2 separate regions of the Mus musculus genome follow, and region 1 is linked to region 2. A link is a contact called in ENCODE Hi-C or POLR2A ChIA-PET data. All regions are on one chromosome and are shown on one strand. The core of a region is the stretch at or near the end of the contact, and the rest is flanking DNA. Distances in the headings are between cores, read along the strand shown.

The links. Hi-C counts contacts between places; a loop is a spot of excess contacts on that map. ChIA-PET counts read pairs that join two places held with the same protein, here RNA polymerase II (POLR2A).
Region 1: a map of heart shows a loop between it and region 2 (3-fold over the local background). The contact joins two enhancer-like sites. A Hi-C loop is called at or near these places in 1 of 37 maps with a recorded cell type or tissue (heart). POLR2A ChIA-PET finds 5 or more read pairs at or near these places in 1 of 5 experiments (Patski).

The regions. Positions count from the first base shown.
Region 1 is chr13:63,276,814-63,279,513 of GRCm38, forward strand. The region is part of intron 13 of Aopep (aminopeptidase O); the gene reads left to right. Among named protein-coding and RNA genes, the nearest start is that of Gm16907, 19 kb to the right of the region's middle. Within about 2 kb of position 1,343, at least 2 of the 3 ENCODE cell types and tissues checked have a DNase peak (open chromatin) inside an H3K27ac peak, as active enhancers do.
Region 2 is chr13:63,045,498-63,048,197 of GRCm38, forward strand. All of the region lies in intron 3 of Aopep (aminopeptidase O), which reads left to right. Among named protein-coding and RNA genes, the nearest start is that of Gm46422, 48 kb to the right of the region's middle. Within about 2 kb of position 1,303, at least 1 of the 3 ENCODE cell types and tissues checked has a DNase peak (open chromatin) inside an H3K27ac peak, as active enhancers do.

The DNA of each region.
Region 1 (2,700 bases), core at 93-2,592, 230 kb after region 2:
TAACAGCTCTCACCCCTTCTCTGTAATAGCTATACTATCCACTCTGTGGCTACAACACTGTGTTTTAACTCAGAACTAGCTGAAAGGTTTGATAACAGAAACGCATTTATTCCCGTCCTGGAATTTACATTGAGATGAATTGGTAGATAACAAGAATTTAGAATTAAGATATCACTGCTTATGAATTAGAAGTTCAAAGTTTATCAAATTCTGAACACAAGAAGTTGAAAGTGCTCTTTGATACATAAAAGTGCTGTGCTTCGGGACCTTCAGCAGGACGGAAGATAGCCTGTAGCGCTCTGGGACTTCTTGTTTGAATCGGTTCTTCCCAGAAGAGTGAAGTAGTGGGAGTGTACCCCTCTGTCCCATCACTGTGGACCTGGTAGATTCTAGGCAGGCAGATGAGAAAACTTCAAATGTTTCTTGTAAAGTCCTTGGAAAATTTTAATTTGAGCATTTAGCTTAATTTAGTTTCTGAAATACACAGTGGCATAAAATAGTAGTAGACACATGGTGGTAGGACCCAGCTGGCCCCAATGCTCTGGTTTCCTGCAGTTCACAGGATATGCTTGATGTCACATTGCTCGAAGCATGGGTAATACTTCTAACAAAGGTTCAAATAATAACACATTTTACAATTTGACGCTCCCACTTGGAAGCATGGTGATTCTCTGTGCCACAGCCTACTTTAGCTCCCACCTGTTCTTGGCGGCTATCATGCTCTTTCATCCTGTGGTAGCAGTTTGGAGGGGCTGTGATCAAACGATGACTTACAAGTTCACATATCTCAAGCTATTAGTAACGTGTCTCAAACATCTAATGCCATGGATTCTGTGAATATTTGTTGCTGCAGTGGTCATTGCAGAGTGTAGCTCTGAAGATGCTTGGTAGCCAAAAGAAACTGACACTACTAGGAGGGTTGCCTGCCTGGTGGTGAGTTCTATAATTTGAAAAGAAAATATTTTCACTCTTCATTATTTGATAACCTTCATTTGCTAGCAACCTCCATTTTTACCCTCAAAATAATGCAAACAAGATTCACATTCAGTGTTCTAGCTAGTCTTAGGTTTAGGCAGTTCTTTAAAGTTCGATTAAAACAAAAACCGATGTGGAGAACCATTTTTCTGCTGCCTCCAGCAGCAGCAGCAGCAGCAGCAGCAGCAGCAGCAGCAGCAGCAGCAGCAGCAGCAGCAGCAGCTGTTTCTCTTTAAGTTTCTAATGCGTGGAAGGCACTTTAGTTCTGTCCGGAGGTCCCACAGACATTACCCATGAACGAAGAGCAGGCTTAATACGCCTACCCTGCCTGTTGTGTGAATCCCAACAGGAAAGGAAGCCCTTTCCTGACAGGCAGAGAAGACCATGGCTTCCTTTGGCTCCTGTTTCTGTTTCTCTCTGGATCCTGAGGAAATAGAAGTTCCTGCTCTTGTTTGGGGAACTTCTCTCCATGGTATCCTTATCTCACGCTATCGGCAAGAATCTTATAAGTGAAAATTCACTCAATGGAGTTTTATTTTAAGTCTCAGAGTGGTGCCTGTCTTCCTTCCGTCCACATGTGTCCTTTACCTGTGGCAGGCAGCCATGGACCTGAGTGGGTGGCCTTCAGGCCTGCAGGGTAGTGGTTGTGCTTCCTGGAGAAGGTAGCAAGGAATTTTCCAGATTCAGAGTACCTTATACAATGAAAGGTGTTTTATATCCGTGAGGTCACCCTTCACCTTCTGCACATGACTCTCAGAGGTCAGCGGCATTCTGCCCTGGCCCCTGGCCCCTGTTTGGGTTGAATTCCAGCCAACAAGTCTCCAGCCTACAGGAGAATTTGAGATTTTTCTCCCTCCCTCATTTCTTCTGTTTTGTTCTGTGTAAACAGTTCCTGCCAAAGTAACATAGACAAATATAGCAGAGAATGCTTTTCTGGAAGATGCATGCTCCCAAAGCATTTTTTAACCATTTTTGGGAAGAATTGATCGTTCTGTGCGTTTCAGACAGACTGAAAGAGGCGGGGAGGCTGTTGCTATAATGGAAGTGACATCATACATTATTGCCCCATTGATCCGCTTTTAGTCTCCAGCCAGGATAAAAGGAAATGGCACCAGGGAGGAAGCATGCTTCATTTAGGCTCAGATCCCAGAGTGATAATGGGGTAATAATAGAACTCACGCCACTGTCAGTCTGTGGCTGCATTAGTCTCAGGCTCTCTCCGTCTGGAGCCACACTGACTTCCTTCCCCATACAGCCACTGCTGTGCGCCAGCTGGGCGGCCAGGGAGGGGCTCAAGGGCTCCCCTTGGCCTTCAAGGCATGCCAGCTGCAGTCCTGATGTTTGTGCCTGGGGAAGCTTCGTGGTGAGACTTGTCTTGTCTGTGGCATTCCTAATCCGGGAGGTAAGTCTGCTCTTCTGCATTGTGTTGTGCTAATGGAAGAGAAAGCAGGGGCTGCAGTTGTGTGGATGGATTGTCCTCTGGGAGGGAGCTCAGAGTGACATCCATCCCTGCCCCCACCCACTCCCACCCCTGACTCCTGTAAAGACACTCGGGCTCCTACAAGAGCCCAGGGTTGGTTTTCTTTGTGCTGCTTTTACATGGGTCAGGGCTGGGGGTTAGAAATTTCACACTTTCTCTTCAAGAAACTTTAAAACTTCAGACTTGTGCCGCTTTCCTCAATTTCTAAGTCGTGAGGGTGGGGGCAAACGAAGTTAACTTTTTTC
Region 2 (2,700 bases), core at 53-2,552:
TGACAGAGGCAATACCATGTTCATAGCTTCCCCTATGAACATGGTTGCTGGTTTCTACCACACATGTTTAAAAAGAAGATCACTATGCTATCACTTTCCTCTAGTAATTTTTGTTTGTTTCTTCAAGATTTTATTTTTAAGTTGTGTTTACTTGAGTGTAGTGCTAGCAGAGGCCAGAAGAGGGCATCAGATCCTCTGGAGCTGGGGTTTTAGGTAGTTGTGAGCCCCTGGATGTGGGTGCTGGCAACCAACCTTGGCACCTCCAAGAGCAGTGTGTGCTCTTAGCTTCTGAGCTGTCACTCCAGCCCCCTGGCTTTACTTTTATAAATCTAATTTGGCATATTCCTACTCCTCAAATTAATGATTTTTTTTTAGGATCTTTGTCTGGTTCCCCCCCCCCCCATTTTTCAATTGTAAAGAGCATAAACGTTATTTCACTTTGGGCAAAATGCTATTCTCTGTCTGGACTGTACAATATGTCAGCTCTCTGACATTCTCTTCCGTATGACTGGGAAATTCCAGGAAAAATGACTAAGGAGCAAGACTCTCCCAGACAAAAAGCCAGCTTCCCCCACCCTATTTTGATGGCTCAAAATAAATAGCAGTGTTGAGAATGCTCCACATTCTCTCCATGTGAGAAGGCAGTAAATTAAAAAGCTTTAGGGGTGGCTATGATCAAGTAAGTACTTTGCCCACAAAAAGGAAATGCAAGGTAGAGTGTCCTAGTTTTGGAAGTAGAACCTCGGTACTGCATGCAGATGCTATGAAGAAGTGGGGTGGGCGTGCCTTAGAGTATACTTCACAGTGAACGTATTCCTTGTTTCCAGTAGACAGCTGCCCTCACATTGTGAGGGTTGTGTTTGGCTTTTCTATTGCTCATGTGGACTCAGATGATGTCTTACACTTTCCAGGGCTTTCATTCTGTGATTTGCTGTTCACTAGCTTGCTTGCCTCCTTGCTCTGCTTAGTATATACACAGAGTATGTTAGGATTTTTTTTTCTCTCTCTCTCAGACCACAGTGCTTCTGCCAGCATGTTTTATTTGCCCATTCTCACTGGTGTAAAATTTTTCTTGGATTAGACATACATGAATGTTTGCATGCAAGGCATTAATGTTTGTCTTGTGACCAACCATCTGGAAAGGTGGTATTCAGCCCACTGATGTCCTTTGTGTTTCAGGGGAGCTACTCATCTTCATTATGGTCATGTCTATCTAGGAGATCTGGTAGACTGGTGCCAGTGTTCCTTTAGGGAAGCCTTGAAACCATGGGATGCTCACAATCTACACAGCCCCTCTCGCTTCAGCAGGTGGCGCTCTTTTACCTTTGAAGGTTATTCTCTCCTAGTCGTCTGTGTCCAGGGCTATACTTCCTGCAAAGAGAGAGACCTGAGACCTCTGTGTAGGGTGGCATTGGCCTGTGAAGCCATTGTCTGGCCTGGTAAGGGAAAGCTGATGGGCATTGGCCCACCTGATGCCAGTTTCAGCCCTCGAACAATAGTGAGGAAGACTGATGTGGACAAGGCTTTGCCAGAGGGGCCAAAAGCTCATAAAGTAGGTCATGTAATTGCAGTGTCTCAGTTGTAACAGAAAGAATGCTGGGGTTTGCTGAAGTACCTGGGGATGGAGAAGGATACCATGAGGGGAAGAACAATGAAATGAGGAGCCTGCATTCCTTCCAGTGTGTACATAGTGCTTACACATGTTCCTGTGGTGTTCATATTTATATAATGTGGTTATCATATACTCATAAATGCACGTATTCCTATACAGCTTGCATTTGTAATGACCTTCCCAAAGCATTACTGCCATATGGAGTAATTTGGGCAGGGAGCTCTGAAGAAGGGATTGTGGCTAGAGAAATAGTCTTAAGATAGGAACTACATTGGATCTGAGAAGAGAAACATGATATGTCACATAAGAGCACACTGACATCACTGAGGGCTTCACTCTGTTGGTCTACCCGACAGCAGAAAGCTTCCAAGGTTACATGAGTGCTTCCAGTAGGAAAACTTTGTATGCCCTTTTAAATTTTCAGAGAAAACAACAATTTCTTTTTAAAATCTCATGTATCTGGCTGGCCTTAAACTGGTTTTTGTTTATTGATTTTTATTCTTGTTGTTATTTTTTAAATTAAGACAAGATCTCATGGTGATCAAGCTAGCCTCAAGCTTGCTATGCAGTCAATCATGAACTTGAATTTGTGTCCTACCTTTACCTCCCAGGTGCTCACATTGCAAATGTGTCCCACCATATCTTGTCTAAGCCGTGCATGGGATTTAACCAATTTAATTTCCCTGTACGCAAGGCAAGGACTCTGCCAATTTAACAACAACCTTTTGCCACTAACTCTTTAAATATCAGGCATTCTTGCCTGTGCAGAAATAGCTGTGTGTGATGGTTGCTGCCTTTGGAGTTTTAGTGATATACCAGGTATACAGGACTTGACTACCCACATTAGTTTACTATTGCTAATTGATATGACCAAAATGTGTCTACAGGACTTTGATTTTCTAATTTTTTCATTTTATAAAAATGCCCGTCTCAAATATTTAAGATTTTCACAAGTGTAAGATACAAAGTCACACTCACATCCCCTTGGTATCCGGCTGTCACCCACCGAGCTGAGGCTGACTCCTTGTCATCTTTGCCTCTCCTCACTTGTACCTTATTACCTCCTTATGAAGAGAGTCTCCAAAGCT